Linked DNA regions of Mus musculus: region 1 is linked to region 2. Evidence: chromatin loops called from intact Hi-C (ENCODE). Cell type or tissue: left cerebral cortex. All regions are shown on one strand. Links, peaks and the distances in the headings refer to the core of each region. The heading gives the core; the rest is flanking DNA. Region 1 overlaps Zgrf1 (zinc finger, GRF-type containing 1). Region 2 overlaps Alpk1 (alpha-kinase 1).

What was found. A loop is a pair of places that touch in the nucleus more often than their neighbours do. Peaks named below come from ENCODE experiments on the same cell type or tissue, not always from the same donor. Only the 100,000 strongest peaks of a DNase experiment are listed, where the experiment ranks them.
Region 1: it touches region 2 in a loop (5-fold over the local background); 19 of 42 quality-filtered maps call a loop at or near these places.

The regions. Positions count from the first base shown.
Region 1 is chr3:127,570,607-127,575,006 of GRCm38, forward strand. Zgrf1 (zinc finger, GRF-type containing 1) reads left to right here. Exons shown (of 26, transcript NM_197997.2): 8 at 2,534-2,719. Among named protein-coding and RNA genes, the nearest start is that of Zgrf1, 19 kb to the left of the region's middle. In left cerebral cortex, for the core only: a CTCF peak has its summit at 2,117 (motif pointing right); DNase peaks (open chromatin) are centred at 1,566 and 2,141.
Region 2 is chr3:127,756,700-127,761,099 of GRCm38, forward strand. The region is part of intron 1 of Alpk1 (alpha-kinase 1); the gene reads right to left. Among named protein-coding and RNA genes, the nearest start is that of Alpk1, 22 kb to the right of the region's middle. In left cerebral cortex, for the core only: a CTCF peak has its summit at 2,699 (motif pointing left); a DNase peak (open chromatin) is centred at 2,691.

The DNA of each region.
Region 1 (4,400 bases), core at 293-4,292, 190 kb before region 2:
CAAACTCTCTTGATTCATGCCTCCCCTCACATTTGAGTTATTTTTTTAAATTTCATTTCTTGGCTCAAAGAAATGCATAATAGTCCATTTGTTGATTACTAGCATTGAGTGATAGTAAGTATGTGTATCTTAGTAACAAGTTAGCAAAGCTGTGAATGCAGCTTATGCCCCATCAGGTACCATTACAGCACCTGGAAACTCAGGGTAGAGTGTGTGACATCATTCTATTTCTTGTTCCACATTGATTTTTCTCATGAGAATTGCAATTGTCTGAGTTAACAATTAGCAATTTCTAAAAACTGAGCTCAATCTAAAACCCAATGTTGGCTAGCAGGAGACACAAGCAGTAGAATTGCTGCATATTTGAGATGAGGCCTGTGTGATCTACATAATGAGTTAGAGCAGCCATTACTACATGGTGTGACCCTGTCCCAAAACTTTAAGAAAAAGGCTGCCGAGATGGCTCAGAACAGTGGTTCTTCAGAGTTCCCACATGACTCACAGCTGGATCCAGTTCCAGGAGGATGCTCTCTCCTGGCCTCCAGGGGATCAGGCACACACATGGTATATAGACAGACATGCAGACAAAACATCTATATACATGAAATTACATAATTTTTTTTTTTGGTTTTTTTCGAGAAAGGGTTTCTCTGTATAGCCCTGGCTGTCCTGGAAATCACTTTGTAGACCAGGCTGGCCTCGAACTCAGATTAAAGGCGTGCACCACCACTACTCGGCTGAAATTACATAATTTTTAAAAATTAAAAATCTCTTGAACTAACCAGTACCCTGGAGCTCTTGACTCTAGCTGCATATGTATCAAAAGATGGCCTAGTTGGCCATCACTGGAAAGAGAGGCCCATTGGACAGGCAAACTTTATATGCCCCAGTACAGGGGAACGCCAGGGCCAAAAAGTGGGAGTGGGTGGGTAGGGGAGTGGGGGGGAAGGTATGGGGGACTTTTGGGATAGCATTGGAAATGTAAATGAGGAAAATACCTAATAAAAAATATAAAAAAAAGAAAAAAATTAAAAATCTCAAAACAACTAGACACATGATGTCATTGAAAGAAGATAGTGGGTCTAATGTTGAGTTAGTTACTTCAGTGTCTAGAGATGTGTGTTGCTGTTTTTTCTGTGGAGCCTCCTGTGACTTTACCACAGCATTCTAGAGAACTTTGTCAGTTTGGGAACAGTGATAGCAATTTCAGAAAAAATTGTGCTAATTAAAATGAATTGAAGTTCTTAACTAAATCATCGAGATTAGTGTTTGTCAGTGGAGACACTCTTAGCATAGTCGGTGCGACAGTTCCCAGGGCACTTCCGTTTCTAGCACGTAGCTGTGGGAGAAAAGAAATGCTTCTTTGTCTTCATTTCAACTTACTTCCTGTGTTACTGGTCCACTTTAATAATATATAAATGGGTTCTAGAAGCTGGCCACAAAGCCAGAGTATGCAAATGTCTGCTCTGTAGTGAACAAATGCGTATCTGCACAGCTTCACCATGTGTCCTGCTCTGACACTTTACACTCTTCTGTTTCTGACTAAATACATAGAAACATTTAAGGAGTGCTACCCACTCTATTTCAAAAATTGGCAGACAAGGACACTGGCTGTTCTTGCAGAGGAACCAGGCTTGAGTCTTGGTAGCTAAAAGTCACCTGCAATTCTAGTTCCAGGAGATCTGACTATCTTCTGGCTTCTTTAGGCATGTTTGAAAATTCCTTTCAAAAAGTAAATGTGGGAAGAATATTTAAAGTCAAGATTTATTTTATTGAAATGCATGTTTTTAAATTTAGAAGAATAATTTCAGGCTGCAGTCATAGCTAAGTGACTGAACACTTTTCTCGCTTATATATATATCTGCTTTCCATCCCCAACAGTACAAAATCTTTTTTTCAACTGAAATTCTGTATAAAAAAGCATTTAAGTTTAATTTAGCTGTAGGATCTTTATTCTTAAGTAATAGAAGATTGGGAGTATGAATAGTTGTCTTTTTGTTAATTTGTCCACTAGAAGTAAATCCTTTATGGAGATTCCTTTGGCCTTTTAACTATTTTATTTTCCCATATTTGGGTGGGTATTGTTATCCTGTGGGGAGTAAAAATGCTAAAATCCTCAAGGGGGCAGCAGAGAAAGCCATTTGAAACCGAAAGTAGACTAGGGAGGGAAGGAACATGGTCTCTGAGGGAGGATGTGAGCATTGCAGTCACACTCTTCAGAGCAGGAGACTCAGATACACAGGCTTGCAGAGACCCCACGCTCTAGTCATAGTGAATGAAGACTGAATGCAGACCTCAAGCGAAGTACAGCTTCATTTCTTCTCTTCCCGCTCTTTGATTTTGTGTTTATTTATTGCTTTCTGTGTGTGACAGGCACTGTATTAAATGGTGGTGATGCTTAGATGAAGTGAAAAGGTCTGCCCTCAAAGGGCTTACAATACATTAGTATACAATAAGGCACATTTCTCTCTATATGCATTATGAATATATATGTCATATTCTAATGTTCTCATTTTTAACAATTTGCCTATAGCCTGTTGAGTTTCAAGGACATCAGGTGAAAGGATCCGCTACTAGTGGTGTAATGGTCAGAGGACACAGCTTACAGCGAGGATGCACTCAGTTTCCAGACAGCATTGACTATGAAAACTTCCTGACTGATACTTGTGTTTGGACACCAGGATTGCCTAGCACTTATGGGCAGACGGACTTCTTGCAGGTAAAAGCCATTTTTTTTTTTTTTTTTTTTTTGGTTTTTCAAGACAGGGTTTCTCTGTATAGCCCTGGCTGTCCTGGAACTCACTCTGTAGACCAGGGTGGCCTCGAACTCAGAAATCCGCCTGCCTCTGCCTCCCGAGTGCTGGGATTAAAGGCGTGCACCACCACGCCTGGCTATTTGTGTGAACGTATATGTGGTGTGTATGTGTACATAGGTGCACATGTTCTGAACACATGTGGAGGTCAGAGGTCAACGTTCTTTGATTTTTTTTTTTTTTATTCATGTATTTTATGTTTATGAGTGCCCTGTCTTTATGCACACTAGCAGAGGGCATCAGATCCCATTCTACAGGACTGTGAGCCACCATGTGGTTGCTGGGAATTAAACGTAGGACCTCTGGAAGAGCAGCCAGTGCTTTGTTTTTTGTTTTGTTTTGTTTTGTTTTTAGAGAGAGGTTTTCTCTGTGTTAACCAGGATGTTCTTGAACTCAGAGATCTACCTGCTTGTCCTCCATAGTGCTGGGATTAAAGGTGTGTGCCACCATCTCTCCAGTCCTTTTGCTTTCTTAAACTAATCAGTTAATGAACTTTGTATCCCTACTACAGTTTTCACTCCCTCTTCTCCTCCCCCAGTCCTTCCCCTCCCCATGAAGGGAAGGCCTCCATGGGGATCAGCCAGCCTTGGCATATCCAGTTGCAGTAAGACTAGGTGCATCTTCTCTTATTGAGGTTAGAAGAGCAGCCCAGTAGGGAGAAAGAGCTGCAGAGGCAAGCAGCAGAGTAAAAGACAGCCCCTGCTCCCGCTGTTAGGACTCCCACATGTAGGCCTGTTTATGTGTAACAGACAGCTGTAACGTGTACAGGACCTAGGTCAGTCCCATGCACGCTCCCTGGTTGCTGGTTCAGTCTCAGTGGGTCCCTATGAGACCAGGCTAGTTGATTCTATAGATTTTCTTGTGGTGCCCTTGACCCCTCTGGCTCCTATAAATCTTTTCCATTCTTCCCCAAGCTCTGCCTAAGGTTTGGTTGTGGGTCTCTGCATCTGTTTTCTTCAGCTGCTGGGTGAAGCCTCTGATGACAGTTATGCTAGGCTCCTGCCTGGGTTCCCTAGTGCCCCTGTGGCTTCCAGGAAAGCAGGCAGAGTAGGCTGGAAAATCCCAAGTCATTTTCTTAGGTCAGTCCTAAATCCTTGTACAAGAGCAGTGCAAGGGTAGATGGCTAGGAACTCTAGTAGCCGTACACAGACTGCACGATGCAACAGGCTTTCTGCTGGCATGTTGTTTTGGCGCTCACATGAGCTTACGTGTTATTAGTCTTTCCTCTAGTGGGTTCTTTAGCTGGCATTTCTTCCTCAATGCCAGCTATGTGCTATCTCCTAGTCTTCATAATATCATAAATTATGGTAACCACTGTGTGAGTTATTGAAAAAGAAACTTGCTGTGTGTGATGGAGCTCAGTTCCAGCACTTGAGAAGTTGAAGTAGGAATTTAAGGTCGAGGCCTGCTTGGGCTGTATAGAGAGTTCTAGGCAGTTAAGGAATAGAGAGAACAAATGGGGAAGAGACGTGTATTCTCATATTCATTGTTGTATTTCTAATTATCGTTCTATGTTATGATTATAGGGTATAGATTCTGAGACTGTCACAAAAGACAGAAAATATCTCTCAATAAATGTGATGTATT
Region 2 (4,400 bases), core at 326-4,325:
CACCTCCCCTCCCAGGGTATTGGCTCCGTCCTAAATAGCTTACTGTCCTCTTGTGTGTATGCGTGTATGATGTTCACGCATGTGTATGGGAATACAGATGTGTGAGTGCTGGTTTCTCTCCATCTTATTCAGCCAAACAGGGCCTCTCAGTTGAACTCAGAGCTCACTTATTCTGCTAGTCCAGCTAGTAAGCTTGCTCTGCCTCGTCTCTATCTTCTGAGAGCTGGATTTATGGGTGGGCAGCTGTGCCCACCATTGCTATTTATGTGGGGCCTATTTATGAGAATCTCAATTCAGGTCTTCACACGTGGGCAGCAAACACTTTAAATATGGAGCCATCTCCCCAGCCCCTACCACCCAAGCTTCCCCATTAGTCTCTCCTGCACTTATTGGAGTACATTTTAATAGTGCATACCATGCTAATTCCTTTATAGCAGTACCTATGTAACTACTATGTAAGCAAATAAGCCTTGCCTTTAGCGAGACCGTCCATCGCTTACTTAGCGGCTCTGCTGCACAATATAGCTTGTCTTTATTGAATGCTTGCCATAGGTAGACACTGCAGTCCTGCATGCATGTGTGTGTCCTTGTGTCCTTGGCTGTTATATTCATGCCAGATACCCCAATGTCTACTCTAGGGCCACTACTTGAGGGTGACATGGGTCTTACTTCTATTTGGGTTGTCAGTAAGAGTCCGATTCTTAAAATTCCTCTTCAAACCACGTCCCTTTCCTGTCTGTCTTTCACTGATGGCATTTTAAAATCCAACCTTTTAAAAGAAGATATCTATTTTGTTTGAATCTGTGAATGTATGTATACGTGTGTCAGGGTACATGCACAGGGGTGTAGGTGCCTGTGGAAGCCAGAGACATCAGAGCTCCTGGTGCGAGTTACAGGTTGTTGTGTGCTGTCTTAAGTGGGTGCTGGGAGTGGATGTTGGCTCATTTGTAAGATCGGTGCACACTCTTAACTGCTGAGCTCCAGTCCCCCAAATCCACTCTGACATAGCATCATTTCCAAGTTTTCCTGGTAGTTTCTAGGTTTGCCATATCGTAGGTGAACTGTACCCTCATGACTTAAAAGCTGTCTGCAAACAAAAACTACCCATGCTGAGAGCTAAGAGTTCTACTCTGAAGATATGAAACTCACGAATTTATGAAAGGACAATGCAAAAAGCAAGCAAACATGAAGGTGGCAGGCAGCATGCTGGGAAATAGTTGCCAAGTGCTCACTTCTATCTCAGCTTCTTGAGCATGTGATGGGTAAAAATAAATAAATTAGATTAAGCACACCCTACTTATCTTATTTTTTCTATTTCTGCAGAATTATATTGTCTAATATTAGGTATATTGGGTATATTCATAGCAGTTGGCTTGTATTTCCCCTTCTAAATGTATCTTCACCTTACTCCCTCTCTTATCATATTCAAGCATGAGGCTTTATTCTTCCACCCACAGAGCATTTTCCAGGGTGCATGTCAGACAGAAGCAAAGAGGAGACAGATAACTAAGGCTCTGTTGTGTGGACTCCAGAAGCACACATTGGTGGGGAGCCTAGTGTGTGTGTGTTGGGGGTGGGGGGGGGCTGATAACTACAGCTCAGTGATAAATGGCCGGGCAGACGGACCATGGAAGCCCAGAGATGTCCCTTCACCTGACCCACAAGCCAAGAGGCTCTTTGGAAATAGTGACCCTGATTCGTAATGCAGCAAAAGGTCACCCATCTATCATGTTGGGGGAGTTGCAGGCCTTTCCTAGCTGAAAGGACCAACAAAACATCTCAGGCCACTGCACGGACACGCACACTTTGGAAAGTTGTGCCGGCTCCCCCCGCCCTCAACTCACCGCTATTTCTTTGTGGCCTGGGGTGGTAAAAATTCTACCTTACTCCAAGGTAGAATTTTTAAGTGAGGAAAAAAAATGTTTCTCAAGTAGAGCAAATAGATTGTTTGAGTGTTAAAGAGATAGATCCCTTAGGAGTGCTGAATGCCTGGTGTGTCACTGGGGAAATCTGTCAGCCAGCAAAAAAAAATTGATGTCAATAAAGGATGAGAATTGGTCTCTAAAGGGTTACCTCAGGGAGTTGGAAGAACAAACACTCACCAGCAGCCCCAAGCAAGCGCCCCGGCGTACATAATTATTTATCTAGCTAAAAGGTGCGGACACTGGGAACACAGCTTGGATTTGGGTTGTCCAGTGCTGGTGTGTTCATATATGGGAGAGGCTGCTGCTGAAGCTGCTTCTGGTCTCTGCTTGGCAGACCTTTCTGTAGCCTCAGACACTACAGCCAGTGTGGACTCTCAGCCAGATCCTTTCTCCTAGCTCTCAACAGTGTGTGTCACTTAGCAAAATCACTTCCCTGGACAGATGAATGGTCCCTTCAGAGAAGGTTCCCTCATGCTCTAAGGAGTCCTTTTGTTGTGGAACCACAATCCCACAATCAACCATTACTAATGTACCAGTTTTAGTTAGTACCTTTCCTCCTTTCTTTCTCTCTCTCTTCCTCTCTCTCTCTCTTCCTCTCTCTCTCTCTCTCTCTCTCTCTCTCTCTCTCTCCCCCTCCCTCCTTCTCTTTCTTTTCCTTTCTTTTTTCTCTTTCTTTTCTTCCTTTTTGCAAACCCCAAACCCCAGCTTTCTCCTCCGGGAGGTTGGCATTGCTCAGCATTTCCATTATCCAAGTTCGCCATCTACAGGTCATGCGGCTTACAAATTGCTATTAAGGTCTACAGAAGATGGAACCTCAGAGTTTGCTTGTGGTTTCTTACATGGAAAGTTTATCCTTTCTTCGTTACTTATCTACCCACGACTGAAGACTGTTGGTTGGCGTTGTAACCACTGTCTTGTTAGACGTGTATTGTTCCCCCTGTTTTATTCCTTACTGTTTAGGGAGCTACATCAGAATGGCAGTCGTGAGGATGCTGAACCGTAAGATTCAGGGCTGCACTTCTCAAGTCCATTTGCCTTTCTTTTGACCAACAGAAAAATCTTCTCCATCATGAATATTGGCATCACAAAAGCATCAACAACTTACACTATACTCCCTGCTCCCCCAGTACTGACCACTCAGCTTTTAACACTGGACTAAGAAATTTCAGGCATTTGTTGATTGGGCACTGTAAGGTAAATCTATGTGTTATTGTTATTCTCAATTACGAGAGGTCTGGTAGCTTGACCACAGTTCAAGGCTGTAGAGTTGGTTTCAGAACCTACATGCTAGAACCCTCCTAATTGTCTTCAAGTATTTTATCGTTATTTTTTCCAAACTTATGGTGATGTCAACAGCTCTTTAAACCAAAAAATCTCACCTCTTTTTCAAGTTTACCTGTGACCTCCAGGGCGGGGGAGTTGCCCTCCCTTTTGATGAACCAAAAAAAAAAAAAAAAAAGATTTCTTGCCCCATCTGCTACACAAGAACTGAGCAGGGAGGTAGAACGTGCAAAGTCCCCTGCATTACCAAGCCCTGCTCACCAGCCAGAAGCCTAGTGTGAGCCTGGAGCCTAGTGTGAGCCTGCCTGGCTCTTCTTTCCAGAGCTCAGGGTGACAAACACCTCCTGACTAGGACTGATCCTTCCTGTAGGAACTAAACAAAGCCATATTCGATTAACAGTGCCTGGATCTATGTGCACAGATGCCCTCTGTCTGCAAAAGACCCCTCACATTAGGATTTGGGTTACAGTTTCTTCAGGGGTTAGCTTTAACCATGGGCCATTAGCTTTTACTTTAGGCCATAATCCCTTTATTATGCATGTATATACATACATATACATAAATTTACATGTACACACACTCATATATATGTGTGTATGCATATATATGTGTGTGTATATATGTATGTATATATATGTATGTGTGTATGTGTATATATGTATATATATATATATATATATATATATATATATATATATATAGTGTTTTAAGTTATACTTTGTATCAAAAGGATAAGAGTCACAAAGGGAAAACAGAGGCATGCCCACTTCTGTAACTCAGTGATTTTGAGACAGCTCACTAAGATTTTTGGTATCCAAGAGTGTAACTGGAAACTAGGCGATTGTAGGATGAGGCTCTCAAGTTCTTAGGTTTAATTTGGTTGTGGGAACTGAATACACCCAATTAGTTTTGACATAAGTGGGTTTACTGGACAGACACAAGCGTGTCTCTTAGCCATATGGCCAGGAAACTATCTTTGTGGAGGACTAAACCCAGGAATTGGAAGCTGTTAGAGAAGCTGTCTGCATCTGTCTTTCTTGCTTCACAGTACCTCCTATGTGCCAGGAGCCATGTTAATTGGCTATGGGTGCAGAAGGTAGGCTCTGGGGTACCTCTCTCTAAAAGCACTTCTGACCAGATCTGTTTGCATGATTCACGCCCTGACTCAACAGAGACTCAGTCACATCATCCACA